Regions from separate parts of the Homo sapiens genome. Here regions 1 and 2 are each linked to region 3. Evidence: chromatin loops called from intact Hi-C (ENCODE). Cell type or tissue: dorsolateral prefrontal cortex. All regions are shown on one strand. Links, peaks and the distances in the headings refer to the core of each region. The heading gives the core; the rest is flanking DNA. Region 1 has its middle 110 kb from the start of MCHR2. Region 2 has its middle 14 kb from the start of SIM1. Region 3 has its middle 130 kb from the start of MCHR2-AS1.

What was found. Hi-C counts contacts between places; a loop is a spot of excess contacts. Peaks named below come from ENCODE experiments on the same cell type or tissue, not always from the same donor. Only the 100,000 strongest peaks of a DNase experiment are listed, where the experiment ranks them.
Region 1: a loop joins it to region 3, with 11 times the contacts of the local background. A loop is called at or near these places in 67 of 110 quality-filtered maps.
Region 2: it touches region 3 in a loop (6-fold over the local background); 19 of 110 quality-filtered maps call a loop at or near these places.

Annotation. Positions count from the first base shown.
Region 1 is chr6:100,094,095-100,105,197 of GRCh38, forward strand. No RefSeq gene overlaps it. Among named protein-coding and RNA genes, the nearest start is that of MCHR2, 110 kb to the left of the region's middle. In dorsolateral prefrontal cortex, for the core only: CTCF peaks have their summits at 5,535 (motif pointing left) and 5,739; a DNase peak (open chromatin) is centred at 6,107.
Region 2 is chr6:100,473,750-100,484,852 of GRCh38, forward strand. No RefSeq gene overlaps it. Among named protein-coding and RNA genes, the nearest start is that of SIM1, 14 kb to the left of the region's middle. RefSeq lists a silencer at 8,984-9,278 and an enhancer at 10,944-11,053. In dorsolateral prefrontal cortex, for the core only: CTCF peaks have their summits at 5,902 and 6,102; no DNase peak of the experiment used is centred there.
Region 3 is chr6:99,862,488-99,873,590 of GRCh38, forward strand. No RefSeq gene overlaps it. Among named protein-coding and RNA genes, the nearest start is that of MCHR2-AS1, 130 kb to the right of the region's middle. In dorsolateral prefrontal cortex, for the core only: CTCF peaks have their summits at 5,772 (motif pointing right) and 5,972; a DNase peak (open chromatin) is centred at 5,794; H3K4me3 peaks cover 526 bases; H3K27ac peaks cover 1,803 bases.

The DNA of each region.
Region 1 (11,103 bases), core at 2,732-7,731, 230 kb after region 3:
ATTTGAGATTTTTACAATTTCAGTAGCATAACTAATGCTTCAGAGCCCTGGCTGGTGGAGGAGGGGTGAGTGAAGGAAGACATAGGCTTTAATTATAGGCTGGCACTTACAAGCTGGTCAAATTATTTCACCTCTCAGCCTGAGATTTCTTATCTGAATATTAGAGTATTAATTATTCCTGCTCAGATAATCACTGTGAGAATTAAATAAATGAGAATCTTTGTAAAGTACTTAGTACAATATGCAGAATATGCAGTCTAGTAATAATGTTACCTTGGTTCTGATAATAATGATGACAATAACTTCTCTAGATTTCAATCTTCTTCTGTAAAATGAAAATAATGATGCCTACCTCATGTGAATATTGCCTGGAACATATTAAACACTCAATAAGTGACAGTTATAAAAAATAAAAATTAAAAATTACACAAAACAAGAGTGATTTTAGAATTCTCTCTCTCTCTCTCTCACACACACACACACACACACACACACACACACACACACAGAGATTCCGATATGCTTACATCCTTAGGAAAGATAATCGAGCCTTCTGATCCCTACCTCCTCTCCATTGAAGATGACTGTTTTAACATTTTTAAAAATAAAATCTACTAATCTTTCCCTTTGAAGGAATCTGCCTTTGAAGTCAAGCTAAAGAAGTCTATACTCATACTAAAATTTGTAAAAAAAAAAAACACTCATCAATCCTTTATTGTAGTTTTTTTTCAGTTAATTTCTAATTCAGATGGAATACATTATGGTAAAAATTATGAGGTTTCCAGTTGATTAGCAAAGTGTCCCAAGTGTCTTTTTGTTGCTAATAGTACTTCAAACTTTATTAAATGATTTCCAAAGAACATTATATCATCATACATCTTCCACATTTAGTAAGTATATTTTAGGTATTTATTTTTGTGTTGTTATAAATAAGACTTTTAACTATTATATTTTGACTAATTATTGATATTTAAAATATTTTTGTGTATTTAAAAGGTCTGTTGTCTTACCCATAACTTTTTAATAAATTACTTTTAATATTTTTTCAATTAATGGAAGCTTTCAAGTATGTAATTATATTACTTGCAAATTATAATCATATTTGCAACTTTTTGTCTAAAATAACTTTGACTTGAACTTCCATTACTTTGTTAAATAATAATGGAGATAAATATTCCTGATACTCTCCTCGGTGTCCTCCCATCAAGCGTGACATGGGCTGTTGGTTGGAAATAGATTTCCACCTCTCCCGCACAATAAAGAAATATGTTATATTTCTATGTTATTGAGAATTTTAATCAGATATAAATTTTAAATGTCATCTTTTTTTTGAAATCTATCAAGATCTTTCCTTTTCCCACCCATTTGTATAATAAGATGTATTTTCATCTTGCTAATTGTATTAGTCCATTATCATACTACTAATAAAGACATACTGGAGACTGGGTAATTGATACAGGAAAGAGGTTTAATTGACTCACAGTTTTGTGTGGCTGAGGAGGCCTCAGGACATTACAATCATGGTGGAAGGCACCCCTTCACAGGGCGGCAGGAGAGAGAATGAGAGCCAAGTGAAGGGGGAAAACCCTTATGAAACCATCAGATCTTATGAGAACTCACTCACTATCATGAGAACAACATAGAGGAAATCACCTCCATGATTCAGTTATCTCCACGTGGTCCCGCCCTTGACATTTAGGGATTATTACAATTCAAGATGAGATTTGGGTGGGGACACAGAGCCAAACCATATCACTAACCAATGCTAATATTAAACAATACTCAATGGTACTGAAGTATATCTCTTGTGGTGATTGGGTTTTTGTTGTTATATTGCAGAATTGTATTTTAAGATTTTTGCATCTACATTCAAAACTATATATTTTGTCAAATTTTTTTTATTATATACCAAACTCAAAAGTTTTTTCTTTATCTCTATATTCTTCATCTTCATTCTCTCTTTGTCAGGTTTTGGAATTAAGGTTATAATTGCTTTCAAAAAATTGGAAGTTTCCTTTTCCTTTCTGTTCTGGAAGTGTGTACAAATAGCATGAGACTAATTGTTCTTTGTGGGTTTTAATGAATTTGGACAAAAATCTTTCTGAGCCTAATGCTATGTTTTCAAGATTGTTCTTTCAAAACTGTCATTTTGTTATATTATTAATTTGTAAAAGTTATTGTCTTTTTAAAGTAGAAAATTATTGTAATTTATATTTTTCTTAAAAATTATTCTTTCAGAATTTCAAATGCAGTTAGAAAATAAAATATTAGTAGTGTGTATAGTTGTAACTGGCTTTATTACACAAGGTTATACAAGAAAAGGGAAGAACACAAGCAAGAATTAGCACATTTGCAAGAGAAGGGATAGGGAATAAAGTCAGTCCAGAAACTGGACTTAGAGGGATTGGAAATGCCAATGACTCATAGGTCCTAAACGAGAAGATGCAAAACTTTAAAAGCTTTTAAGTAAGAAAAGCTTGTGAATACTTAGCCTTGAGGAAAATACCATATTAAGATTGTGGCCTTTCTTCCTAAGTCTGGTGCCCTCAAGGAAGATGCTTTAAATTGAGAGAGAAAAAAAAAGGTATGAGGGTAAGGAGAAAAGCAAGAATCTGAGCTCGATAATTATATCTAGAAACATGAATTTCATTAGCTTTCTATTGCTACGTCAGAAATTAACATAAATTTAGCAGCTTTGAACAAGGTTTGTCCCAGTTCCATAGACCAGAAGTGTAGCCAGATTATCTGCTCAGCTCTCACATGACTACAATTAAGATATTGGTCTCATCTGAGGCTCAAGTTTCATTTCCCAAATCACTGGTTGTTGGCAGAATCAGCTCCTTGATGTTGGAAGACTGAGGTCCTCACTTCCTTACTGGCTGTCAGCTGGGGGTTGCTTTCAGCTCCTAGAGGATGCTCTCAGGTCCTTGCAGGTGGTTCCCTCCATCTGCAAAACCAGCAGTGGGGAATCCTCCCTATGTAGAATTTCTCTGACTTTAGAAAGGGCCCTTGAGGGACTCACCTGATTATGTCAGGCCCACCCTGAAAAATCTCCCTCTTTTCTCTTTTTAGAGACAGGGTCTTGCTCTGTCACCCAGGCTAGAGTACAGTGGTGTGATCTTCACTCACTGCAGCCCTGAACTCCTGGGCTCAAGTGATCCTCTTGCCTTGGCCTCCCAAAGTGCTGGGATTACAGGCATGAGCTACTACACCCAACATAATCTTCCTTTTGATTAACTCAAAAGTCAATTGATTAATAACCTAATCACGGAAATAATGCCTCATGATATTCACAGGTCTGCTTAAACTCAAGGAGGTGGCATTATATAAAGCATGCATGCCATGAGGCAGGAATCTTGAGGGCCATCTTAGAATTCTGCCTACCCCTGGAGCTGACAGGAATAAATAAGTTAGAAACCTGCTAAGGTATGGAGAGAATTTTGTCTATGAAACAACAAAAATAAAACAAAAATTTAAAAATATGTTTTGAGACTCCTAATTTGCACAAGCAATAAATACTGGATGTCACAAGCCCAGGATCCAGAACCACACAGAAGATTATAGAGCCTCAGTCGACCTAGGTCTCCAAATGTTTGCATGGAGTAGGTGCCCAACCTTCCCACAACCCCTCCCAGGTCACTCTCCAGACTTAATGCACATGAGAGCTGAGTGTGTTGAGCCATGAGATGTTTGATTTAGCGTTCCCAGGTGCTAGTATCACCATAAGCAAAACAATACTCTGTGGACAGTGAAGCGACTAAGTAGAAGGAGCTTCGGGTTCCCGGATGACCCAGTGAAGTCAAGTTACATACCTTCACTGGACTGTCTTTCCTGTAGTGTTTAAGCCTTTAAATTCTTAGAACTCTCTTTCTTTTACAGTAGTTTTGCCTAATTTTTATAACTCTCTTTTGTAGTAGTCTTGTCTATACCCCAACTAATAAATACATTTTCTTCTAAATAACTTTTATAGTTTTGTATTTGTACCACTCATTCAGGAAATCTTAGGTACTACCTTTAACTTCTTATCTATATCTGCCTTGAATTGTTATTTACATCTTTTATTGTTAATTACTTTTCCAAATGTTTATACCTTTTCCCTCTAAAATTTTAAGTCCTGTAAAGAACAGAAACCATCTCATATATTTTTATATTACATGATCCTTAATACTGTTCCCTAGAAACAGATGAGTTCAGTATATGTAATTTTTGGCTACTCTAAAGCTCTTGTATTCTTTTCTAGTTGCTTATAATTCAAGTTTCTGTCTCCAAATATATAATATTTTCTTCTCTTGAAACAATGACATGAACAAAATATGTTATTAGTCTAAGTTTTAAAAACTGCATTTTTAGTTTTTTTTGGTGTATTTATGTTTTGATAATGGTATTCCTGCCTTTAATAGTGAATGTATTCAGAGCTTATCCAGCCACAATGGCAATATTTTATGAGCAAAGACAGTCTTAGATAAATCTCTAACAGAACCTCCCCAATTATTTTGAAAATATTCCTTCCCAATCACTTAACAGGACTGTATTCCATAAGAGAGAATGCGACCTAGCAGTACTAGGAAGGATAAATTGATCTATCAGGATAAAGGGCACATTTTTTATCCTCTCAAATGCGATGAAAACAAATTTACATTTACTCTATGAAGACTTCAGTTACATGAAATCAAATATTCAGTTGAAGTTTTTAAAAATTAATTTTATTTCACCATTGGGCATTACTTTCTGATTTCATGAAGGTGTTCTCCTTGATATCACATATGTAGACAGCTCCAAAGGACAGAAGACATGAGTTTGGAAACCAACCGAGATGTCTCCAGGTGGCTCAGGGTCCCCATCAAGGTGGAATCAAATGCACCACTCGCTCAGGCTGCTGACAGCCCCCATCCATGAACTCTTTCAGGGTCCTTAATTTCAGGTTGGTTACAAAGACCAATAAAATGCTGCATTTTTATATATAAAATTTACTTTGAGCAAAGATCCTAAATTTATGAGGTATAATTTACTGAGATTATTGGATATAAATTACCTATGTAACAATGATTTAAGTAGAAAAAACAATAAATCATATTTTTAACTTCTCACATAACTTATTCTTTTATTATTATGCAATGCCAGTATATATTTTGCTTTAGTTTTCTGAGAAAACAAACAAACATTATTTAGCTGTAAAATTTGGTGGACATGCTGAAACATAAATTGAGGTTTCATCTGGATGAATGAAAGGATTTTTGAATAATTATAACTGTTTTAATCAGTTGCTGCTTTCCAGCAAGTACTGATCATATTTCAGTTGGGTGGGGTGGGAGGACTTATCTTTTTACCTATTACGTTATATAAGTTAATTCACTAAGTCAGTGTATTAACTGCATAAGGTTTATTTCCTCTAATAAGTACTAAAAGGCTTCAGTATTTAGTATTTTCTGGAATATGGATTTATTACACTCTTTTGGTTTTCTTTTTTTGTTTTACCATGTATATATTCGCACTGTTTTAGACTTTGATCTGAATGTTATTTCAAACTATAGTGCCACCTAGTGTTTATGCAATTTATCTGGGCCACCCTTTCTAAGAAATAAAGTGATAAGAAGGATAAGTATTTTAAAATATGAAAGCAACATTATTTCCCAAATTTTTCATATCAATGGGTTCTAAGCAAACTAAACTTATGTCTTAAATAAAACCAACCTTCTACTTTTAACTAAAAAAAGCCAACCAGCTATTTTTAGTAAGCTTTCCCTAGGTCATGCTTAGTATTCTACAGACTTAACTGAAATGTTTGGAATTCAGAGTGTCACACATTGTCAAGTTCCGAGTAGCTTGTTAGCAGACACAGTACTTAAAATCATAGACTGCTGGAACTGGAGTGTCTTAGCTGAATGGAGATAAGGGACAATGGTGAATAATGAGCATCATTATAAGTATGCCACACTCTTGTTTTCTTTTCACCAGCTTCTTATTTGTTCACGTGATTTCAAATTCTGCAACCACATGTAACTATTCCAAAAGTCAAAGAGGAGAGATTTTAAATAAATAAAACACTTACCTGAAGATAAGATGTTATCTAAGAAAATAAGTGATCCTGGCCGGGCGCCGTGGCTCACGCATGTAATCCCAGCACTTTGGGAGGTCGAAGCGGGCAGATCACCTGAGGTCGGGAGTTCGAGACCAGCCAGACTAACATGGAGAAACCCCGTCTGTACTAAAAATACAAAATTAGCTGGGTGTGGTGGCGCATGCCTGTAATTCCGGCTACTCAGGAGGCTGAGACAGGAGAATCGCTTGAACCTGGGACGCCGAGGTTGTGGTGAGTCGAGATTGCACCACCGCACTCCATTCTGGGCAAAAAGAGCAAAACTCCATCTCAAATAATAATAATAATAATAATAATAATAATAATAATAATAATAATTGATCCTAAAGTTAATTCTTTACAGACATCAATCCTTTAGAAAGAGATACCAGAATATTTGCTCCTTCTTTTTTAGAAGAAAATGTATCACTTAGTTAGAACTGATGATGAACCTTCAGCTTAACTTTAGATGTCATCTAAACTAGAAAGATTATTTCAGAAACTTCTGATTGTTGTTTTGGTAACTTCTCACCTTCTTTTTGGTTGATGGTTCTTGATATTGTTTCAGTTGGAACACTTTTGTCTCAAATGGTAGAAAACCCATACAATCAGTTGCCTGTGTAATAAAAAACTTACAGGGCTGGTTTGATCATAACTTTGGCTATGTTTCTTCAAGTTCTCTTAGCTCTGCTCTCCTTCCTGTAGGTTTTGCCCTCCAGCTGGCTTTTCATAGCCTGATAATACAGTCAATCCATTACCCCTGCTGTTACTTCCTACTGAGGAAGGGAAAGCTTCTCCTTCCTTCCCCTTGAACAAAGCTCTAGGCAGGGCTTCACTCTAATTGGACAAATTAGATCATGTGTTTCATTCTGGGACCAGGTCAGGAGAATGGGATTATGCTAAATGGTTTAATACCATTAGCAGTTTTCCTTGGGGTACAACTGGTATGAATAGCAACAAAAACTCATGCCTGAGAGACTCAAGGTTCTGTTAAGAAGTGGGACAGTTATATTTCATTCTTTTCTAGAAATGTGACAATCCTACTTAATTGTAGTCAGGTCATTAGTTCAATCATGGCTTATTCACTTTAGTAATTCCAAAACACAGGGCTTCATACAAAGTAGGTGTTTAATAAATGTATTTTTAAAGATAAATTAATGAGAAGTTACATGACGAATTAATAATGGCTTATTTGCTATGACTTAATCTTCTTGGTTTAGAAATGTCTTCCTAAAGCAATGGATTGAGAAAGTGGTCATATTTAAATGGAAGCAAAAATTATTTTGGTTATTTTTGCTATTGATTGTGATAATAGCTACCATATGTTGTTATTACCCTATACAACTAAACTGAAAGTTGGAAACCTGATTCATGGAAGAAACTTTACCCTAAATATGGGGATTAAAGTATAAGGAAGTGGAAGACAGCATAAAATGTTCATGTTATTACTTTTCAAAATTTGTTTCAGATGTCATCACAAGAAGTAAAAACAATAAATCTGGATATATTCATTGAAAGTATGTGACTAAAATCATGTTGATATCATCTTTTAGCTGAGTCAATGTTAACAAATAAAGTTGGAAACCTGAGACTTTTTAGGTTGCTAATGTAAGGTATTACTTTGCTGGCAAGCCACAGTGAATAAAACCAACCACATCTTTAGTATAGTCCAAAGATATGTCACATAGAAGTAGCTTTATGTTAAGCCTAGCCCACAGTATCATACCGACCATGTCTTCAGAGATGAGATGTCCCCTGCATCAACTGTTCGCAATACTTTTTCCAGTGAGTCATCTGTTATAATTGACTGCTGTAAATATGAAGGAAGTATACAACATGTAAAGCCCGGAGTTTAGTTTATTCAAGGAAGAGCTAGCCATCTATGTAGCTAGAACCCCAAAAGTAGTTTCCAGTTTTGTTCCTCAGACACCCAGAATTTGGCGTAGCTTCACAGACTGACATGATGAAGAGATTAATAGTGGACATGTTTCCACCTTTTTACCTCTTTTGTCTGTTTTATAAATTCAAATTTTGTATGTTGAGATTCTGCACCTAGTTTAAAAAAAAAAATACTTTGTGGCTAAAAAGTTTTGATGGTCACTGACATGCACTACAGTTGAGTACCCATGCCTGGAGGGGAGAGCAGCAATAACTATGGTAAGGCGGTGAACATTTCAGTACCACAGGAATGCCGAGGTCTATACGTTAACAAAACACTTAATGGAAAGAGTATTCTCAGTTCATCATCTGGATGGATTATTTGCCACTCTAATATTACCTGTATATGACTCTAAATTCTCAAGTAAACATATGGAATATTACATGATTTCTAAAACAAAAAGCCATCTGATGTTATATATCATTACAGATCTGCCAATGATTTCTGTGTGGGTCGATAGAACTTCTTGAAAGAGTTCAGCACATTGGGTCAGTGGCTCTCTGTGGCATTGTGACACAGGAGATTTAAGTTCTCCTTTAAAAAATCTCTCCTAGTGACTTGTGACTATTTTCAGAAATTCTCGTGTTAAAAATTCACTTTTCTGGATTAAGACATTGTCTTCTGTTAAAATGCAAATAATTCCACTCAGAAAATATAATGTTTTACAAAATACATATTCAAGTTTCAAAAATGAAATTAAGAAATATCTGCAATTAAATTCATTTTAGTGTATGAGTTCCTGCTTATCCTCAATAGCAAAAAATTGAATCTTGCCAAATTGAAATAACTCTGTCACTTCTGATTTTAAATTTAATATTTTTTTGGGGGGACTCACTACTCAGCCATTCAAGATTCTTTCCCACCTTCTTCTTTCTCTGTAGAGAAATCTGGGTTTATGGAGGTTTATGTAAGGGAATTGTGGTGCATTTTCAAGGGTGCATATCTGGCTTATGGTACACCTGCTCTCTTATGCCTTCACTTGAGGTGTAACTTGTCCCACTAGATCTTGAACATTGACTTCACCTCATTCCATGTGCCACTGATGCTTGCAGTCCTGCTGTGACCTCCAGTTGCCTATTCCATGCATTTTGTGTACTTCTCAAGCCAATCACAGGCTCTTTAGTCTGTCAATCTTCTCAGACACTTCTCTGCCCTCTTGGGGACCGGGAACTTCTGACTGGCTTCCCCACAGTAAACTGAGGTGAGTAGGAATCCGGGTGGCTTCCCTCAGGCCTATGGCCTAGATGAGAGCTATAAAAAGTGCGCTATGTAAACCCAGTCTTAGTATACAAATTATTTAAATTATTAGTTACTGACTCATTTGGATTGCTATAACATAATACCATAGTCTAGGCAGAAAGAAATAGCTAACACTTATTTCTTGTAGTTCTGGGGCTGCAAAGCCCAACACTGAGGTGCTGGCAGATTTGGTGTCTGCTGAGGGCACATTTCCTGATTCATATGTGGTGCTTTTTACTGTGTCCTCACATTGTGGAAGAGGCAAGGTAGTTTTTTGGGGCCTCTTTTACAAAGGCACTAATCCCATTCCTGAGGGCTCTGTCGTCATGACCCAATCACCTACCCAAAGACTCCACCTCTTAATATCACCACCTTGAAGGTGAGGATTTCAACATAAAATTCTGGGGGGACATAAACACACAGAGCATCACATTTGTTCCTGTGAAATTAAGTACAGAAATTGACAGTAAGAGTTTAGAACTTTCCGTAGTAATTTAACTTAGTAATTAAAACTTGAATTTAAATATTAAAGAGCTTGTTTTAAAACAATTCAGGAGTTTCATTTCATGTATATTGTCATTTATTTTATTATTTTTATAAAAAAAGTAACTTCCCCTTTACCACAGTAAGCTTAAGAAGCCCTGGTCTGGACTATTCCTTTTTCCTGCTCAGGCACCATGTTGGACCTGACATGGGGCTTCTCTGTGAAACATGTGTTGCCCCCAGCTTCATCCTCGGAAGTTGCATCTGCCCACCCTCAGCCAGGCAGTGAGTGCCACTGACTCGCTGAGAGAAAAACCACAGGCAAACCAAGAAAGTATGTAAAAAAAAACCTCAGTTAATGTCTGAAATTATTATCCACCTCATCATCTGTGATTTCCCTGGACAAAAATTACTGTAGAGAGGAAAAGAGCTACATAAACTTGAAAAGTCATTTTACCTCTAGGGAGCTTTATTTTCTCAATAACAGAAAGAGAATAAGCCCCATTTCATGGAATGTTGGAAGGGAAAACATAAGGAAACTTAACACAGGGCCTGGCACAGAAATGTTAATTGCCTATAAGGTAAGTAGAGTTTCTAAAACATTTTGCATTTCAACAGTTTTCTATCCATGTATAAAACATAAACATTTATTCATATAATCTTAATGTTATGGAGAATGTTGAAAGTTGATAAATTAATTATACAGGGCTATAGTTGTAAGAATCGTATTTATGTATACAGTAGTCCCCTGTTAGCCATAGGGATATGTTCCAAGGTACCCAGCAGATGCTGGAAACCATAGACAATAATGAAAACTATATATACTATGATTTTTCCTATACATACATATTTATGATAAATTTTCATTTATAAATTAGGCTCAGTAAGAGATTAACAATAACTAATAATGAAATAGAATAATTATAACAATATACTGCAGCAACAGTTATGTGGCTATGATCTCTCTCTCTCTTTCCCTCTCTTTTTCAAAATCTTAATTTTTTTTTACTGTGGTTGATCACTGGTAACTGAAACAGCAGAAAGTGAAACCTTGGATAAGGAGTGACTAGAATTGTAAGAATTAAATAAGAGAAGAAATGTACATTGGTTAAGCCTTGTACATAGTAGGTGTTTAATTAATGATAGTGCCTGCATACACACACTCATTTACCCACTCACGTACACACATATGTATATATTCATACATACCTACCATACTCAGATACAAGATTCCGAAGCTGTTTTCTTTTAGTTGGTAAACTACAAAAGCACTTAGACCTGCACATCTGTCGTGGATGACATTTTGCTGATATATTTAGTGAATGGGTTTATTAAGTAGAAACAAGGGGAAGAAAAGACTGCTGTT
Region 2 (11,103 bases), core at 3,574-8,573, 610 kb after region 3:
ATTCAGGGCTCATGTGACACACTTCAAAGAATGTTTGTTATGATGTATTGGAAATAATCTTGCAGTAGTTTCAGTGCTTAATGGGTGACCAACAAATAACATTTCATTCCCAGGGAGTATAAGAATAGAGGTGACAGAGCAAATTTGTTTAGTGAGGGCATATCCCAGAGAAAGAAGAGAAGGAAAAGAAATGCTTCTGTGAGGAAGAAAAAGAGATGGACACATGGAGGTGGGAAGCACCAAGGAGAAAGTTTTACAAAAAGATTGACGTCAACCTGTTTAAAATGGTTCCAAAATCTATTGACCAAATTCAGGGGGAAATGCTTTAAAAAGAGCCAAGTATGCTTATTTTGAAAATTGCATTAGAGAATTAGCTTGTGCATTTTTAAAAAGCAACTTAAATATTACTATAGCTTTGACTAATTGGAAATTTGAGAAGTATAAACCCAGTAAGAACTCTTGCTGTTTAGCAATGTTATCAGCTATCAGTTCTTCAGTGGTCAGCAATGCTGTAGTTTATGTAGGACCTTCACATCTTTTTCGAATGAGCTGAAACCTGGCCAGTGAGACAGTGTATTTGAAGTGCCTGTGCAGTGACCAGAATGTGGTGGGTGCTCATTGGAGGAGAGTGCTCACCTCACTTCCCACTTGCTCTATGATTTCAGCATGGAAGGAGTTAATTGGAACTTCTGTGAGTTTGTAACTCTCTACATTCCCATGAGGATGGGGACAGATGATATTCCCCCAAGTTTCCAAAGGGAAGGCTGAAGAACAGAGAGCTGAGTAGCTTACCCAGAACCACGTAAGAATAATGTTCACTCAAGTAAGTATTTGCGGGCTTTCCCTCGAAAAGTGAAAAAGACCAAATAAAAAGAAGTTAAAGTTAGATGTATTGGAAATAAGGACAGTAACCCCAGGGGAAAACATCCCAATTGAAAGCTGGCCTGGATTTCTTCTTGAAACTTTTTTCTTCACATTTATTTATTTTTTTTTTTTTTTGAGAGGGAATCTCGCTCTGTCGCCCAGGCTGGAGTGCAGTGGTGCAATCTCGGCTTACTGCAAGCTCCGACTCCCGGGTTCACGCCATTCTCCTGCCTCAGCCTCCCGAGTAGCTGGGACTACAGGCGCCCACCACCACGCCTGGCTAATTTTTTGTATTTTTAGTAGAGACAGGGTTTTACCGTGTTAGCCAGGATGGTCTCGATCTCCTGACCTCATGATCCACCTGCCTCGGCCTCCCAAAGTGCTGGGATTACAGGTGTGAGCCATCGCGCCCTGTCCTTTATTTTTTCAATTTGGAAATAATTATGGATTTACAGGAAGTTGCAAAGAAATGTACAGGGAATTCTGGTGCACGCTTTACCTTGCCTGACCCAGTAACATCTTGCGTAACTACAGTATGTATAAATACCAAGAAAGTGACATTGGTACAATTAACAGAGCTCATTCAGGTTTCTCCAGTTACACTTGTACTCGTGAGTGTGCGTGTGTGTGTGCCTGCGTGTGTGTATCCGTGTGTGTGTGCTCATAGACCTATGCAGTCTGATCACATGTGTAGCTTAGCTTAGTGTACCATCACTACAATTAAGATACAGAATTGCACCATCACCACAAGACTCCCTTATATTACCCCTTTATAGCTACAGCTTTCTCTTTCCCTCCATCCCCATCTCTAAACCCTGGACACCACTACTCTCTTTTCCATTGATAATTTTGTTTCAGGAATGTTATGTAAATGGAATCATATATAATGTAACTTTTCGAGATTGGTGTTTTCACTCAGCACAACCTCTTGAGATCAGTTCATATTGTTTCACGTATCAGTAGTTCATTCCTTTTTATTTCTGAGTAGTATTCAACGGTATGTATGTTCTACAGTTTTTTTTTAACCGTTCACCCTGTTGAAGAGCATTTGGGTGGTTTCCAGTTTTTGTATATTATACATAAAGCTGCTATGAGCATTGCTGTACAAGTTTCTGTATGAACATAAGTCTGCATTTCTCTGGCACAGATGCCTGAAAGTACAACTGCTGGGTGGTATGGGAAGTCCATTTTTGGTTTTAAAAGAAAAAGTAAAAGTATATTTGTGACTGTACCACTTTACATGCTTACCACCATGTATGAGTGATCCGTTTTCTCCACATCCTCACTAGCATTTTATTTATTTATTTTTTTGAAATCGTGTCTCTCTCTGTCACCCAGGCATGCTGCAGCCTCGACTTTCCAATCTCAAGTGATCCTCCCACCTCAGCTTCCCAAGTAGCTGGGACTACAGGCATACACCACCACGCTTGACAAATTTTTGTATTTTTTGTAGAGAAGGGGGTGTCACAGGGTTACCCAGGCTGGACTCAAACTCCTGGGCTCAAGCAATCCAGCCGCCTTGGCCTCCCTAAGGGCTAGGATTACAGGTGTGAGTCACCGTGCCTGGCCAGCATTTGACGTGATTTTTTTTATGTTAGCCATTCAGATAGGTCTGATATCATTGTGGTGTTTGTTAGTTTACATCTTCCTAATGGCAAATAGTGTTAGATATCTTCTCATGTACTTATCTGCCATCTCTGTATCCCCTTTGGTAAAATGTCTGTTCTTGTTTTTGTTCATTTTCTAATTGAATTGCCTGTGTGTGGTTTTTTACAGTTGAGTTCTGAGATTATATATATTCTTTGTTTGATTTGTGATTTGCAAATATTTTCTCCCAGTCTGTAGTTTGTCTTTTCATCCCCTTTACAGAGTCTTTCACAAGCAAAAGTTTAAAATTTTGATGATGTCCAATTTTTCTATTTTTTTTTCCTTTTCGAAACTTATCTTTAAAAAGCAATAGGACAACATCATCCACAAGGGAATGACTCAGTGTCAAAACTACAGCTTTTTGAAGCTATTTCACCATTGCAATGGAGAGAGGAATGGCGACTCCAATTCAACAGATATTTATGAAAGATTTTTTCCAGTGAACAAAACAGCAAAGATCCCCACCCATGTGGCATGGAAATTCAAATGGGAGAGGTAGGCAACGAACATAATAAAGTTAATTACATAGCAGGTAAAAGGGTTGTAAATGCTCTGGGAAAAGAAAAAGAAGAGCAAGGAGTATAGGACGCCGATGGGGGATGTTTGCAGTATTGAATAAGGGTATTGGAAGGGCTTTACTGAGAAAGAGAAATTTGAGCCAACTTGAAGGAGGTGAAGGAGTTAGTCAAGTGGATATCAGGAAGGAGAGGACTGCTAAGACCATAATGTGGGGTGTGCCTGGAGGATTCATGGAGTAGCAAGAAGGTCAGTGTCCATGGCAGAGTACAGATGGGGAGGAGGAGAATGTAGGAGAAGAGAATGTAGGTGCAGATCACATAGGCCCTTGGAGGTCATCATAAGGATTTCACGAAGTGAAGTGAGGATACGCTGCAGAATTTTGAGCTGAGGGATGAAATGATCTGACTTGTTTTAACAGGGTCACTCTGGCTGCTGTGTTGACAGTAGTTTGAAGGAGGGCAGAACAGAAGCAAGGAGATGCGTAGGAGACTACTACAGGGATCCAGTGCAGGGGTAATGGTGGCTTCAACCAAGTGATAGCAGAGTAGGTGGTGAGAAGTGGCTAGATTCTGGATGTATTTGAAAGTAAATCTAACAGAGTTTTCGGTGAAATGAGTGTGTGGTGAGAGAAAGCAGGAGAAGGAAGACTTCAAGATTAAAGTTAAAACATAGGCCCAGGCGCAGTGGTTTACACCTGTAATCCCAGGACTTTGAGAAGCTGAGGTAGGAGGATCACTTGAGCCCAGGGGTTTGAGACCAACCTAGGCAACATAGCAAGACGTTATCTCTACAAAAAATAATTTTGTAAAAATTAGCCGGGCATAGTGGTGTGTGCCTATAGTCGCACCTACTCAGGAGGCTGAGGCAAGAGGATACCCTTGAGCCCAAGAGTTCAAGGCTGCAGTGAGCCATGATTGCACTACTGCACTATAGGCTGAGTGACAGAGGGATACCATGTCTCAAAACAAAACAAAACAAAAGTTAAAACAGAATAAAAGTGGCCCACAGTATAGGTTGTGAATAGAAAGTTAATGAGAGAGAGGGTCAACAAAAAGGCAGTTCAGCCTTTGTGGGAGTTAATTTAACAGTATTTTTTTTAAATTCAAAATGCATATCTATGCTTTGGTCCAACAATATTTTTATTTTAAGGAATTTATCCTTCAGAGATATTGCACATGTACACAGGTATATGTAAAAGGACTTAACTACAGACCTATTTGTAATAGTGAGAAACAGAAACAACCTAGACATCCACCAGTAGGGAAGGGAATGGTTTATATATTATGGTACATTCAAACTATAAACCCCATGCCACGTTAAACTGCATAACATAGGTCTAGTTAAAGCTCTCCAAGTTATATTGTTAAATGAAAAAAGCAAGCAGCAGAGTACTACATGAATTGGGCAAAGAAAATTCTCTCTATATCCACACTTACGTATCTACATATATGTAAATACTTAGGGATAAGCCTGGGATGATACATAGGAAAATCTTCAAAGGAGCAAGGAATGCATGGAAAAACACATTGTACCCTCTTTATACGTTTAAACAGGCACTCAATATTGTTTTAATTAAACACATTTAAATGAGTATACTATATCAAAAGTTTTTAAAAGTAGGGTAGAATAACTATTTCTTGCCAGGTGCGGTGGCTCACACCTGTAATCCCAGCACTTTGGGAGGCTGAAGCGGGCGGATCACCTGAGGTCGGGATTTCCTGACCAGCATGGAGAAACTCCATCTTTACTAAAAATATAAAACTAGCCGGGTATGGTGGTATATGCCTGTAATCCCAGCTACTCGGGAGGCTGAGGCAGGAGAATCTCTTGAACCCGGGAGGCGGAGGTTGCAGTAAGCCAAGATCGCGTCGCTGCACTCCAGCCTGGGCAACAAGAGCAAAACTCTGTCTCAAAAAAAAAAAAAAAAAAGAATTATTTCTCGTTAATAAAGTCTTTTTTTTTTCACTCTGTCACCCAGGTTGAACAGTGGTATGTAATCATAGTTCACTGCAGCATCAAACTCCTGGGCTCAAGTGAACCTTCTACCTTAGCCTCACTAAGCAGCTGGAACTGCAGATGTGAGCCACCAAGCCTGGCCACTGTAAATTAAAGTCTTCACTACTTTCCTTAGAGTCCCCAGGGGATCCTGACCCTCACTCTGGGAAACAACCCCCCTTTCACGATTAGGGAGTAAGTGTTGGTTAGCCAGGGTGAAGGGCAGAAATGAGAGAGTCCAAGGTCATTCTATTTACAAAGGCTCTGGAAGAACCACTGGGGCTTTCCTGTGAGTGATACACCCCAAAGAATTAGTTATTCCTACCCCCTAATCCTGGATCACTTTGTCACTTTCTGCCTTATGTTGAAGTAGCATAAAGTGGCAGACAGAGACAGTACCTGGACTCTAAGGAGCTGGGCTCCAGTCTGCCGCTCCCCTGGTGTCTCTGAGCCTCTGTTTTCTTATCTATGACATCGGGGACAACAGCAAAAGTCAGATGAGAGATGTTGCTGGAAGTGCTTTGCAGGTGGAAGGCTCCCAGCTGTCAGCACTCTCAAGGCAGGGATGTGTCTTTCCCACTCTAAACCAGGGTGTGCTATGTTGTAGGAACTCTGAAATGGATCCTGAATAAATGCATCTGGTGCAATTTCATGAGGTATTCTTGCAGATGAATCAGACTAAGTATCTTGTGAGATTATTACATGGTTTTTTTTTTCATTTAAAATTTTTGTGAGAGTGTTGTTTCTGGATCCATTTAGATTTCTTGTTTTCTTTCTTCAAATTTCATTTTCATCTCCATTCCAAGTGACATTTACTTGCAAGGGCACCCAAGGACAGAATGACAGCAGTACAAGTTTGCCACCTATAGGTGGACATTTTCATTACAAGTGTTTTTCTCTGACCCAGACAGTGGTCTAAAAACACAAACAAAACCCAAAAACTAACAAAAAACCAGTCATGCACAAAACACCCCTGTGACTTTCACTTCAACCTTACTCTTCACATGTTTGCTTTCATTATTCCCGTAAGTGTTGGTATGAATTAGGGTCACCAGCAATGATTTTTGTAACTACAAACTGGTATAACTTTTGCTCTATAAAGATTTGTCTTAAATGTTTTATTATATTTCCTGTCTGATCAAGGTAGATTGGATTTGACATAAATGTTCTATCTCTTCAGAAAATGAACAAAAAACAGATCTAGATCACTCTGCCTCACTGCATGTAATACAAGTAAAAGCATGGGCCTGTGCAGGTATAAAATGTGACACAGACTCTTGAGTAGTGCTGGCCAGTGGACGAAGGAACACAGGACTTGTTTTATATCTGAGCTCCATCCGATCATGTCCTGACACCTGAGCATCCATTTGCTCATCTATAAATTAAGTGCTGGGACTGAATTTTCTATGCAGTTCCTTCTAGCTCTAATAAGCTAAACTCGATGGGCTGAAGTAATTATAATAACAATGATTTCTAGCATTTATTAAGGTCTTACTAGCTGTCAGGCCTGGGCTAAGAATTATCTCATTTGATCTGCGTGGTAAACCTATTAAATAAGTGACACTATTACAAGTAAGAAAACTGAGACTGAGGGAAATTTAGTAACTTGCCCCAAATTATAAGAAAATATGTGCTATGGTCAGAAGTTGACCAGTGACTACCTACTGCGCCCATCATGACTTTAGGCGCTATAATATATATCCAGTGAGTGCCGTTCCCTTTCATATAGTCCCTTTGGAAGCCCACCCAGATATTCTAATAATATTGCCATTACTATGTTTGGATCACTGTTTTGGACACAAAGTAGCCCACACTGGTGGGCTATTTTTTTTTTCTAAGAGACAATGTCTTGCTCTGTTGCCCAGGCATGGCATAATCTTGGCTCACCCCAGCCTCAGCCTACTGGGCCCAAGTGATCCTCCTGCCTCAGTCTCTTGAAAAGCTGGGACTACAGGCACATACCACCATGCCCAGCTAATTTTTAAAATTTTTTGTGGAGACAGGATCTTGCTATGCTGCCCAGGCTGGTCTCTAACTCTTGGTCTCAAGCAATCCTCCCACTTTGCCCTCTCAAAATTCTGGGATTACAAGTGTGAACCACCATGCCTGGCCAAGGCGAGCTAATTTGAATAAAACAAAAAAGCTGGCCTTACTGATGTTTGGCCATCTCCAAAATAAGCAAATGATTAAGCCAACTGGTATTTTTCAATTTATCTACGTCCAATGTATGCTGAGCACGTAATTCTTCATACAGATGGAGACAAAGGCACAGGGTCTGTAAGACAGGATATGCTGTGGGGTGAAGATGTGGGGACTACCAAAGGTCATAAAAGGGAGCCATCACCCAGGGCATAGTGTGCCTCAAAGGAGGAGTGGAGCGTGGGCAGGTCAAGGCTTGGGGTATGGGAAAGTGGAAGAGCTGGGAGAGTGCAAGTAGGTTTAACCAGAGAAGAGAGTTGGTTGCTGGAATCAGTGAGAAAGAATGCTGAAGTCTGGGGCCCAGTGGAGGAGGGCCTTTTGTGCCAGGCTACGCATTATGAAATGCCTTGAAATCCCTTGGTAATGAGGAAATGATCAGTGCAGGGGTCTTGGATGGCCCTGCCTGAGTCTTCATCTCATCTCTGCCCAGCAAGTCCCCTGGGTGATGTTCTTTACCCTCAAGGTATTAGCCATCACCCTACTCCATGGTTGCAAATATTTCTTTTTGGCTTTGAGCCCTCCGGATACTCCAGACCTGTGTTCATATCGCATGCTAGACACATCCACTAAATGATTGTTTTCCTTAGGGCCCTCAGATTCAGCATGGGTGGGCACATACAACTAATATGTCCCTCCTGGTTTTCCTATTTCAGTTCATGGTCTCAACTTGATCAAAGTCAACAGAATCAACCCCTGAATGACATCTTCAGATCTCCCATCTTGCTCCTTTCCTAGACCCCACCAATCCCCAAGTCCAGTCATCGGTGCAGCTTCCCTGGTTGGAGCACACAGATTTTGGAGTCATACAACGAATTTGAATTTGAATTCTGACTCTATGTGGCCATATTATTAGTTGTGAGGCCTTTGCTAAGACATGTAATCTGACTGAGCCTCATTTCATCATCTGTAAAATGGGTAAGATGCCGATCTACAATTTAACCATAGGAATTATATGAGATACCGATATAAAAGAACTCCTTCCCCTTCAGATTCATTCTCTACCCTTTCTATCCTGCTCTATGCCACAGACACTGAACCCATGCAGGGACTCCAGAGGGAAGCGGGGTTCCCTTCAGCTTCTGGTTGGGTTTAACCAGTGGGTAACCATTGAGAGATGGGGGAGAGAAAAGCTGGAATGTTCATTGCATCATCCTCTTCCTGCCATGGCTTTTACATGATCATATTTTTCTAGGCCTTGACTTTGGTGGGCATTCCCTCTTCTATAACTATGGCTCTCACCAGTTGAGGGAGTCCATCTTTCTCCTCTTAGCCTTTCAGACCTGGGTCAAGATCTTACTTTTGCTAGTCCCTCAGTATTTGGCATCCTTTGGTAATATCTGAATCCTGATCCACTTCTGTATACAGTTCTTTTATTAAACTATTTTCAGTTAAATTTTGTGCATATGCCCATCTGTTCCTGCTGGAATCTGGCTATGACAAGGTGCAAAGGGCCTTTTGGAGAAAATGATTTGGCAGCAACCTGCAGGATGCAGGATGGATGACAAGGATGATTTCCACCTAGTGAAAGAGTACCGATGAAGGACTGGGCTATGAGGGGCAGCAAAGTGAGGGTGGAAATGAAGGGCAGGTGTAGATGTACTTTCTTTGCTGTACAGAGTGCCTGCTCTTGCCACAGGCTACCTTGTCTAGGTGACATGTCTGTTTATTGTCTGCTTTCAAAGCCCAATACTACTTTTAAGTAATCAAGAAACCAAAAAATAAATTTGAGGAATTGAACACCTGATGGGCTCTCATAGCTCCAACAAAGCTCTAATCTTGTTTAGCCAGCTCCAGCCCTGTCCCAAGCCTGGTTGTAGCTGATCTTGTGTTTAATCAGGACTATAGAAGTCTCTGTTTCTCTCCCACCAAAAGCAAATATTTACCTTTCGTATTCCCATAACACTTCACAGAAACCCTGATTTAGAACTGACCATGTTGACTTTGAGGGCAAGGACAAACCGTCTGGGTTTGGCTTTGGTCCCCTAGTCCCCAGCATGCAGAGCCAGTTTATTTTACCCCAGCTCTGTGGAAGCTCAGTTGAGTGTCTAGGTTGAAGAGTGGCTGGAGTAGGCATGGATGAGAATAAAGGGCAATGAATTGCAAGCTGTGGCAAAACCCATGTCCATGGTACAGGAGGAACCTGGTGGACCTGTGTGCTTGCCCTTGTCAGAATGTTACAGCTCACAGGGCAGGAGGGGAGATGCCTTTCTCACCCCAGCTGCCTGTATGCTTCTTAGCCCTTAGCATAATTTTGACTCTGCAGAGGTGCACAATAAATGTTACATTAGTAAGTAAAAGACATCATCCAGTTTATGCTCTTGAATTGGCCAAAAGATTGTTTCCAGAAGAGAGACATTGGAATGTTTTATTCTGGAAAAACAGTTATACAATTTTTGTTGTGTTATGTTTCGTTTTATTTTGTTTGAGACAAGGTCTCACTCTGTTGCTCAGGCTGGAGTACAGTGGTGTAATCACAGCTCACTGCAGGCTTAAATTCTGGGCTCAAGCGATCCTCCCACCTCAGCCCCCCAAATTGCTAGGACTACAGGTGTGTGCCACTATGCCTGGCTAACTTTTTCACTTTTTGTAGAGATGGAAGTGTCCCTATATTTCCTGGGCTGGTCTTGAACTCTTGGCCTTGGGTGATCCTCCCACCTCAGCCTCCCAAAGTGCTGGGATTACAGGCATGAGCCACCATGCCAGGCCAGCTATACAGTTTTGAGTTTTATCTTCTTATCTCGTTTAGGGATTGTTAAGAATAATTAATAATATACACCTTTATTTGGGCAGGATCCATGATGGGTTCATCAATGTGTTCCCTTAGGGCTTAGAGTATAGTATACATTCATAAATTCTTGAATTTATTGTTGTTAATTAATTTCTTAGACTTGTCTACTCTTCCCCACCACCTGCAATAGAACATTTGCAGTTTTTCATCTGCCTTTTGAAGTACCTAACACAGATCCATTCCCCTGAGACATAAGGAGCTCATTATAAACCCCGAGATGTAGGTAGAATGGCTTAATCTAGGTCAACTGGAGAATTAGGTAACTCAGTCAGTACTGAGTGTCCGCATCTCACCAAAGATGTCAATCTATGGCAGACACTTTTCCTATCACAAACTTGCAATTTGGCTTAAATGAGACTTTCCTAACTGAAGCATATTTTGTACTTCATTCTCTTACTTCTGGCTTCACCTGCTTCCAACCCACCTTCTTCCTCTGTAGCAGAGAAAAAGCCTGCCCTGGAAAATGTGTGGCCACAGCAGGAGTCATCGGGCAGGACCCACCATTGCACCCTCCACATCCAGCATGGATTTTCTCCTCTGTCTTTTCCCCTGGCTCTCACTGACTGCCTTTCAGGACTAGGAAATACATTGTAAAGACTGCTCTAATTGATTCCTGGATTAAAAGGGATGGTCTGAGAATGCTGTGATAATCTCAAGAGGAGAGTGAGACCCTGTCCCAAGTAAACGCTTTCCTTTTTGTTTTTCATGTTTTGATCTTATGAGCCTTGACTAGGCTCAGTTAAAAACAGTGGCAGCCTCTTCAAAGGGGAACACCAAGCCCTTTGAATGGGCTAATTCTGCTCCAGGTTCCCGCCATCTACCCGCCCTTGACAAGCGCCAGTAGAAGTCAACAGGTGGTTGTCCAAATATAAATGAAAAGGCTTAACTCTAAAACATCGCTGTCTGAGGGGATTTTTAGAAGACTTTACTCTGTGGTTTTGGCAGTGACCGTGTGTTTCTTTGCCAGCACAAAGAGAAATTTGACCTGTGTCTCTCAGGAGTTAGAGATTTTCATCACTGCTGTCCCCACACTAGACCTATCAACCCCTTCTCCACCCCAACAAATCAGGAGACTCAAAGAAGAATAGTGA
Region 3 (11,103 bases), core at 3,507-8,506:
ATGTGAGGTCTTATGTTAGTTTAAGCAGTGTTGTCTTTGTTTTAAAAGTAACAGAGTTATTCTTTCTCTTAGGCAAGGCTGGATGCTTTTGACCTTGTGTTGTAATTGCCTTTTAAATTATCCTTTATCCTTTTGCTTTCTCAAGAATGTATGTTCCATCTGGGCAGATTCTATGCCTTGTTTAATTTTGTAACTCCAGTATCTGGTACCCTGCCAGGCACAGAGTAATTGTTCAACAGTTTTGCTGAGTGAATGAATTATTATTAATAGCAAGACCTTCTTAGTGGGTGACCTGATGAGAGTTCTGCAGTCAGTGAGGATATAAAAGGCTGATGAATGTGACTCTCAAAGTAGGTCAGGCATTGTCTACCTGTCGGTGAATGAAGGGGCATGATAAGAAGGCTGGAGGTTAGCTAATGAATTAAGCAGAATATAAATATCAAAGTAAGGCTTTGGACAGCTCTAACACTTTGGATAAATGAAAGCATTTTCCTGGGAATTTTACCCTTCATGTAGACAAGAAGGCACTCTGCCAGGTTGTCTGCAGGGGCAAGAAATGGGATCTAAGGCTTGACAAGTCAGGTAGAGAGATCACCACTGCAGGGATGGAAAGGCAACCTTCCCCATGTTTTCCAGTATTTATGAAACGATTTGCCTTTGGTTTTGATATGATTGAGACAGACCCTCTCAACACCACTTGTGTGACTCTGCATCTTCACCTCTTATTTATCATCTGTAAAGATAAGCCTTGGCTCTTTGTATTACAGAGGTTATTATTATCAGTAGTAATAGTAGTAGCAACCATAGTAAGGTTGCAAGAAATTAAAATGTACTTACATAAACGACGGCTACATTTGATAACAAATGGGGACATTCTAGCCGTGAGACTTCCTTGATCAACTGGAGACTGACTCTCAGCAGGCCTCTTTAGTCCAGAAATTGCAGGTGAATTTTCCAGGGTGAGGAATTTTCCACGTTGGGGTTGTCATTCTTCCAGACAGCCAGGACAGTTGTGCCCAGACAGAGAACAATGAGGCTGAGGCAGCTTATAGGACTTTGTGGATGTAGCTAAGTCTCCTGCCAGAGGTGAGAGGTGGTGAGGTGTGCAGTGGGTGATATGCCAGCTTTTTAGGATTGTGAGCAGCCTGCAGATGGGCTTTCCCGGGCCACACCCGTCCCAATGGAGTTCTTGGTGGTGGCCCACTGCGCAAGTGGAAGTTACATAAAGTCACATTTTGAGGAGAAATGTAAGAGGAATTATATCAGATAGAATGCTCTGCCTAAAGGTAGCAGAAACCATAAGGCAAAGGAAGCTTAAACTCTCAGGAAATTGTTCATCTACATAACATGAAGTTCAGAGACAAGCCCCACATGCTGGCTGACCTGGCCTCTGGCTGTGTCTCATGGTAGTTCTTTCTGCTCTTTCTCCTCTTGTTTTGTCCTTAGAATGACTTTTCTTCAGATTGTAAGGTGCCTGTTGGTAGTAAGGCTCTCCAGTTCACATAGCAGGAAAGAGAGGAAATCATTGACCACCACTGAATAAAAATTCTTCTTGTCAGTCTAATTGGGCCAATTTAGTTTAAATGCCCACCTAAGACTACTAACAACTTCTACAACACACAATAAAGAGTGTACAACACCATATAGGGAGTTCTTTGTCCATTAGCAGTCCATGTACACTGAGATAAACAGCCCCAAAGAAGCGTTGCCACTACTCTTTCCATAATTATTTATTAGTCAAGATCTCACTCTGTAACAGGAAGAAATTTCTGAGCTCAAATTGGAGAATTCTATGGGAAGGGACTCCTAGACTAAATGAAACTTTAGGTGGTGAGGAACTTTAAGAATGTATTTGACCAAAAATAATAAAAATAGAAACAAAATTCTTAAAAATTGTCTACTATGTTGCTGATGCATTGGCTACAAGCTGAGACATTATTTATTTAGATTTGCTTGATATACCTAAACGTTGATTAAATTTCTAGCAAAGAGAAAAATACCCAAAAGTTATGCAAATGCTTCTTCTAAGCGTATTTGACATATTAAGCAAGGAATGAAATTCCACATATATAAATATTGAATGAGTAATTTTAATGTTTAAGGAAATGTTAGACTTTCTAGTTTAAGATGGCAGAGTAAAACTTGACCACAAAAATCTTCCTTTCAGCAAACTCAGCCACTGAAATAATACATAAGTACATCAACCCATCAACCAAGCAAACACACAAAAATGAAACCAGAAAAATCACCCCAATAACTAAGGTTTCCAGATTTAGCAAATAAAAATACAGAATGCCCAGTAAAATATGAATTTCAGACAAATGACAACTTTGGGGGTAAAATTATTTCCCAAATATTGCACGAGTGTCCTGTATTTTATCTGGCAACCTTACCAAATGGCAGGAAAAAGGAGGAACTGGCTGGTGGCTGTGAAAGAGTAAGATCAGAGTTTCTGAGAATTAGCAATCTTCCATGAAGTTTCCAACTCATCTTTCTCCAAACATTATAAGGAAAAAAAATGAACAAAATTCTAGAGCCTCACTAACACCCCTAGCTTGAAAACAGGCAGAAGGGAGTGTGTAGAAGCCCTTCTTCCACAAAGGAAGCAAAACGTTCCACAAAGGCAGAATTCCTTTCAATCATTTCCATGACCCACTAGAGAGACAATAGCCACTTGAGTTCACCATATTGGAGACCATACTGGCTGGACAGGAGAAGAATGTCAGGATCATAAACAATGGATTGAAAAATGAAATGATCTGAGGTCGAGATTAACTTTATTTCTTGGTGTGAGGGATGGGGCGGGGGTGAGGGTGGGAGTGAGTGGGTAGACGGGGACATAGATGAAGAAAGAACAGCCGTGTGTTTATTAGTAATTACTAAAGTCAGGTGATAGGTACATGGGGTTATTTATACTAGTTTCTCTATCTTTGAATGTGTTAATTTTTTATTATAAAAAATTTAAAATTTAGCCAAATAGAGACCAAATAAATATAAGTTATAACTCGGTTTCTGAGGATGTAGGAGATGGGGAAAAGACTCCCTGAGAGTCAAGTAAAATGTTTCTACCTTGGAAACACATTTCATGTTCTATATTATGCACTTTCTGCTTTGGGGAGTCACAGCAGCTCCTGGACGGGGAGAGATGAAGTGGGAATGGCTGACTCCCTGGTTCAGGCCTCATAGTGCATTTGGGTAAACATCTGAAGTCCAAGTACATCTGAAGATACAGTAAAACAGAATGGTGGAATTGTGGACACAGATGTTAGGCCAGGCAACAGAGGAGAGGGTAAAGGCCAGCATGGCAATAGAGCTGCCAACAGCCGTGATTCTTTTCCCTTATCCAAGTTCTCAGCTTTAGGATCTCCAACTCTACAATAGTTACAGGACAAAACACACAGATATCAGAAAAGTGGAAAGGAATCACAAGGAATTACCTACACTAAATCCAAGCTGTCTTCCCTATTCAAAAGCAAGATGATAAAATATCATGCCTGGCTTCTATGCAAATATACTGCAGAACAGCCCCTTTATCCCCCTCACCAAGTAAGTATTGAAATATCAAATGCAAAACACAGATGAAAAGTCTATCCAGAAGTGAACACTCAGGAACAAATGTTCCTAAGGATGTTTTACTCTATGGAAGAGCTTACTAAATACAAACATGTTATTGAACAATAATTTAAAGATGAGATACTAAAACAGCAGTTGTGAGAAAAAAAGAGATTTGCTGAGCTAAGGAAACAGATCAAGTACTAACAATTTAATACCATTGCTGAATTAATAAATAAAATGAAGTAAAAGAGCAAGAAACTGAACAGGCATAGCTAAAAATTGGATGAATGACCCAGAAGAAAGGTTTAAGACAATTGCAGTGAATGTAGAGGGAAAAAGACAAAGAGATTAAGACACTGATTGAGAAAATAATAGATATGAGTGGTAGACAAGGCCAAACAAACATTGAATTAAAAACCCCAACAAATCTAACAGACAGTATGTTCAAAGATGACATAGAAGATAATTTGAACAATTGAATAATTTAATCTGGAAATGCAAACCTATGCTTGGAAAAATGGATTGAGGAAAATCAATAAGGAGACATATCCTTATTAAGGTATTGAATTTCAAGGATAAATAAAGCATTTTCAGGCATTTAGACAAATTAAGCAACTTATGAAGGTGAAAATCAGTTGAGTTTTTCTCAAGAATAGGACACCCAATAAATGAAGAATGTTAAAAGGATTGCTCACATATGTTGAATTCATTTAAATGTAGGCTAAACAATGGTGAGAGATACAATTGCAAAAGTTAAATATTGTGAAAATTAATAAGCAAAAGTAAAAACTTTAAAAAAGACAACATACACCCAATGAGAGGAAGATGAAAAGTGACTATGCTAATTTCTTGGTCTTAGATGAGTTCAGTAGATACTACCTACAAAAAAAAGTTTAGCATTTTACTTAATGTCATCAAGGTATTCACTGGAAGAATGAAAATGACAATTAGCCAAAGCAGGAGATAGACATGGGAAGGAAATACCCCATTAAGAGGAATAATTTATAGTAGGGAGTCAACAGAAACTTTATAATGTTATATAATAAGAAATAGAAGTATAGGCATAAAATTGAAAATCTCCTGAAAGAGCTAAGATAGACTATAGCACATAACCTCAAGACAGGAATCACACAGACAAACCTTTAGTGATGTTGGTTTTGTATCACATGTTCAAGTGGGAGCACGTGATGACAGGATGAGCCCTCTTCTGTCAAGTTCCTCATCAGCTTTTATCTAAAAGAGTTCCATTCATTGAAGATCGTCACCTTTTTGGGTTTAGTAGGAGTTGCAAAATGGAGATGTTTTAACCTTATCATTCCTTTCACTTAGGTGGAATTCTTCTGTATAAAAACAACGCCTCTCATGAAATAGGGCTATTTTTACAATGAAGTATGGTTTATTCATCAAAGGCAGAATATATTTTTAACTGTTTTCTTTTAGTTGCCAAATTTCAGATTAAGGTGTTTGTGGGCTAGTTACTTTAATATATGGTAAAAATGTTGTTTCCTTCTTTCCCTCCCTTTATTGTTTCTGTTGGTAGGCTTTCTCTTTTTCCATTAGATGCATATGAATTCATGGATTTAAAATGGAATTAGATTTTAAATTGAATTCATGAATTTTAAATTACATTTAATTGAATCAATTTGTTTTGATATTGATTTGAACAAATCGATGATACAAAATATTTGGAGACATCCAGGGAAATATGATTATTGACTAGGCATTAGATAATAACACATAATTGTTATTGAATTGTTAGCTGTAATAATGATATTGTGTTTATAAAAGAAGTGTCTATTTTTAAGAGAGATTCATACTAAAGATTGAAGGCATATATGATACTTGGGATTTGTCTTAATTATTCAAGGAAGAAAAAAGAGGAGATAGAGAAGCAAATGTGACAAAATTCTGACAATTTAAAAATATGACAGAAGGCTAAGTGAGGGTTTTATTGTACCATTCTCGCTGCTTTTGTGTATACTGGGACATTTTCATAATACAATTATTTTAGAAGCTTAGATTTAAAAAGGAATGATGAAATATATATTATTAATAAAGAAATATCATTATGCTATATTAAAAAGGAAAAAAGCAAGATAAACAATGTAGTAAATTTGTGTGTGTGTTTGGGATATGCCCAACAAGAAATAAGCTTAAACATATCCGTCATTCTCAATTGTGGCAGGTGGCCTGAAGTCCAGACATCCAGCAGATGGCGCTCTGTGCCCGTTTTATGTGGCGGAGAGACTCGCGCCCGTCATTCCGCTTCCCGTGTTGATGCAAATCCTGAGCATTCTACTGTGTTAAAATCAACACTTCATGTTCTCATAATTAGCATTCTGCTTTTAGAAATGACCCTACCGTCCTTTGTTTTTTCTTAACAAAGCAAAGCTGCGAAAGTTTATTAAGCACAGTATTACACTCTTGGATGGGGAGAGCAGACAGACCTCTCTGGGAGATGAGATCAGCCCCTACTCTCCTCTTGGATTTGGATTTTGTCTTCCTTCCTGGCTCAGTTTGAGCTTGAATTCTGCAATGTGCTTCACATGACGTGGGGGATGAGTGATACCGTGAGAGAACACTGGGCTGGGAGCTGGTAGTTCTGTACTTGGGTGACTTTGGGCAGATGTTTGACCTCTTACAGCCTTGAATTCCTTGTTTGTAGACTAAGGTTGTGTACCAGATGATCACTAAGGTCCATTTCTTCAATCAAATTCTGTGATTCTGCTTCCAGTTTTCAGCCTACAGTTCTCTGGGGAGGGGACATAAAGGCACCACAGTAGTGTCTTCAATAAAGTCAAGTTGGAGAGAGGATAGTTGTCTCAGTCTGTTTTCTGTTGCTTATGACAGAATACCTGAAACTGTGTAATTTATAAAGAAAAGGAATTTATTTCTTGCAGATAAAGAGGCTGGGAAGTCCAAGGTTGAGGAGGCACATCTGGTGAGAACCTTCCAGCTGGTGGGAAGTTGCGGTGTCCTGAGGTGGCACAGGGTATCACATGGTGAGAGGGCTGAGCATGCTAACATGCTAGCTCACATCTGTCTTCTTCATCTTATAAAACCACCAGTTCCACTCCCATGATAACCCATTAATCCACCAACCCGTTAATAAGGGTAGAAGAGTCATGATCCAATCACCACTTAAAGGTCCCTACCTCTCAGTACTGCCACATTGGGGCTTAAGTTTCAACATGCGTTTTGGAGGGGATATTCCAGCTGTTGCACTATTGGACCAAATGACTGGATAACAGAGGAAGGGAACAATTAAGAGACAGGAAGGGGAAGCAACAATGAGAAGGAGAAGGTCAGCAAGCCTTGGAGATTAGACTCTGAATCTGAAGCAAATGCAGAGCTAGCTATGGCTTTTGACATGGTTTTGAATTCATTTCTTCCAAATCTCATGATGAAATGTGATTACCACTGTTGGAGGCAGGGCCTGGTGGGAGGTGATTGGATCATGTGGTGGATCCCTCAGGAATGGTTTAGCACCATCCCCTTGGTGATAAGTGAGCTCTTGCTCTGAGTTCACGCAGGATCTGGTTGTTTAAAAGTGTGTGGCACCTGCCCCCTTGCTCTCATGCTCCTGCTCTTGCCACGTGATGCACTGGCTCCCTTTGCCTTCCACCACGATTGTAAGTTCCCTTAGGCCCTCACTAGAAGCAGATGCTGGCACCATGCTTCCTGTACAGCCCACAGAACCATGAGCCAATTAAACCTTGTTTCTTTATAAATTACCCAGTTTTAGGTGTTTCTTTGTAGCAACACAAGAATGGCCTAATACAGCTTCATTTAGCAAATGGCAGAGGAGGGATTCAGGACCACTTTTGTCTCTAGGACCCCTGACCTTAGCTTCAGGCACAAAGTCCTTCACCTCCATGGAAGGTGGATTGTAAAGTAACCTAATGCAGTGCAGGCAGCAGTGTGACACTGCTCTTGCTTCTAGCTGCCAACAGCTCTGTGTTCATCAGCAGCCCCAGCAGCCGAGAGTCACTTTCTCCTCTGGTTCTGTCTTCTATCAGACCCTCATCCAACATCTATGTCCCTCTCATTTACCTCTCGTTTACAGACTAGCTCATGTTTAACTCTCCACTACTGTTGAATTTTGCTCCTGTCTTTCATCTTCTCTCATTTGTACAATGGTTGGAAAGGAATACCGTAACAGATCAAACTGATATTCACCAGTTAAGGGATGGGATGGGAGGTTTAGAGCAAAGTGAAAGGATCATGTGGGATGTCAGTACAGTGTCATGAGAGCCGCGTGACCATATATGTATCAGGCATCCAGCAGAAATTTAGGTGGCATCTCAAAAGATTTGAAAACTTGTCTATTCATGTTTCACTTACCAGATCAGATTCTATTTTCTCTGTAAAGCCTCCTACTCCCTCTGAAGTTTAAAAATGCTTATCTGAAAAATATCCTTGATAACTGTTTTTTTTAGCATTGTTTATTATATTTTCATGTTCATGTCTCATGCCATCATGTGCTCTAGTACTCCTTGGGGATGGGAACTGCCTTGTTTATATCTACTGCATCATTTAGCAGTCTTTGAACACAATAGTGCACTTCACTTTCAAGCATAAAAACCAACTTAACTTGGATTTACTTGCCCCTACATTTATTTTAGCTTGCTTTCCAGACTGTGAAAGTCACATTAAATTCCTGATTACTCTAGGATTGATCTTGCAGTTTGAATATTTAAGTCCTCGGCACTTTTCTCTCTAATTTTTATTCTTTTGCCTTCCGACTATTTTGCATCTTTCCCTCATTTTCTTCACATGATGGAACTGGAAGTAAAAGGAGATGAAACCAATTTATTTTTATGTTGCTACTTGTAACTGGTAGAGTTTGTAGGGTTGAAGTCGAGGGGAAGGTTGGAGAAAGAGTGGCAGCTGCTGAAAATGAAGTTTCCAAATAATGGAAAGTTTGCTATTCATGTTCTTTTATGTGCTGGTTGAATAAGTTAGGATTTTAAAAATAGAGTTGGCATTTATGATTCTATTATTTCTCATTATACATCAGGTTGTATCTGTGTGTAAATGCAAAAGGTGTTGTGCTTTCACTGCCGTTCTTCACTGAAAGAAGGGGCCAACCCGAGCCATATCTCAGAATGAGAATTAGCCTTATGGAGCACCTAGCATCTCATGGGGTGTACAGAGGGCTCTGCACTCTTCAGAATGGGTCAGGAGGCTGGATGGAAAAGGAGGCAGTTGGCTAGAAGTAATTCGTGTGTTATTAGATTATGGCTTTTGTGTTTTGAATCTGTGCTGCAAGTTATCTTGAAAAGGTTTCCCCCAAGTAGCAGTCAGAGGCCAGGAAAGATACCTCTGGATTTCACTACTGGTGGAGTCATAGACACTGGCCACTCCAGCTGGGGTGCCAGATCACAGAATGCTGGAACAATTACTTTCTTTCTTATTTTCTTTTCCACTCAACAAATAATTTGCATGACTATGAAACCCAAGAATCAGGCCCTCTAGATATTGGGAAAAGGATGCCTCATGCCTATTCCTAAGTTAGTTCTTTAAACTTGAAAATACTGTCTACTCAAGGCCGTGTCCGGAGCTGACTTTACTGATGGTTTTGGAGTCACAGAGGCAGTTACACCAATGAAAAACATGTCAGAGCATATGACCATAGAGAAGTTAATTTTGAATGTGAGCATGAAATACACCGTCCTTTGCTTACTCATTTTCTGTTATTAGTAGCCTTTCTCTGTAGATTCCTCCTTGCTACCACGTTACTCTTCCCCCATCTCCCTCCCCCTTTCTTTGAAATCCCTCCTTCCAGTTTAGTGTTGGGACCTGGGAATTCCAAACGTCTTCTTCATTATGCAGAGGAATTTCATTCTTGTTTCCAACTTTTCAGAAGCTCATATTTCTCTAAGCAAATGGTGTGATGAAGTGCTTTGTTAACTAAAATGCCATCTTCTCCAGAGAAAAATCTAAGGAGGTAGACAGTTTTACTTAGTTGCAGGCATGTGCATGTATGTGTCTGCTGTATTTGCTATAGATAAAGTCTTATGACAGATATTTTAGGATAACATTTTCCAAATTTTTTTGAAAGACATATGAAAACCAGAGTAAGAAATATATTTGACTTCTCAACCCGTGAAATATATAAATGAATATTCATGTACATTTACATTCACATATATGCATACACACATATTTTATACAAAATGATACCTTTATTAAAAGGACTATGTTTGATATTCTATTTCATTTATTTAAAAAATACTAGTCCTGACACTTTAACTTGATTTCATGACTCCTCATGAGCTTCAAACCTGAAGTTTATTATTTGATGTGAGTAAAATTCCATATCTTGCTTTTAGAAACTAATCCTAAAAAGCTAATACAGCCTTAACCTTACTGGCTCTACCCATACTGGCTTGATAAAAAAACTAAATCAGTATTTGAAAACTTCAGTGGGAACTTTCATTCTGAAACTTCTCCAAGAGGTTTTTAAAAACATCATTTTGGTTTTGTTTTTGTTTTTGTTTTTTTTTGGATAGAGTCTTGCTCTATTGCCCAGGCTGGAGTGCAGCAGCATGATCTCGGCTCACTGCAACCTCTGTCTCCTGGGTTCAAGCTATTCTCCTGCCTCAGCCTCCCGAGTCACTGGGATTACAGCTCTGTGCCACCACCCCAGGCTAATTTTTTTGTATTTTTAGTAGAGATGGGATTTCATCATTTTGGCCAGGCTGGTCTTGAACTCCTGACCTCAAGTTATCCACCTGCCTGGGCCTCCCAAAGTGCTGGGATTACAGCCATGAACCACCACGCCTGGCCAAAAAATGCACACTTTAGTAGAATATGGCAGAAAATTTGGAAAGTAGAGTCAATAGAAACACAATCTGCAGCTAACTCCCATCATGTACCCTGTTAACATATCATGATATTTCACTGCAGCATATTTGCTATGCATCCAGACTAACTTCTTATTGCAAACCCTCTTCTTCTTCTTTTTTTTAAAATTGAAAACCCCTATTGTTTTTCCTCACATGTCAAGGAAGACTGAGAACCTACATATAGGGTTCTAGCCTATATGTAGCCTCCCATGTATGCAGGGGGCACACTTGCACACGTATACACACACACACACACACACACACTCTCTCTCTCTCTCTCTCTCTCTCTCCCCCTGTCTCACAGAACGGAGGAAAAACTTCACTGCCTGACTTTAATATTAAATCTCACTTTTCTCACATTTTCTATGTTTTCACACCTACAGTCTGGCTAATCTATTTTCTAGGCAATTCTTAGCAGAAAAAAATGTGAAAGTGATAACTAGATTGTAATGTGTGAAAAAGCTCTCAGTACAGATCTGAATATATTTGGGAGGAATAAGAATATCCTAGATTTTCAGAAAATTAAAGATGCCATTTAAATAATAACTTTCCCATACTGGCCTTTGAGACTATCTTCCCTGACTGTTACAGTGGCTCAACCATAAAGTGGGAGAAAATACTAATGTTATTTTTGAGGATTGCATAAGTTAGAATTAGTGGAGTTTTCCTGGGCTCCTCCTGTAACTTGGGAACTAAA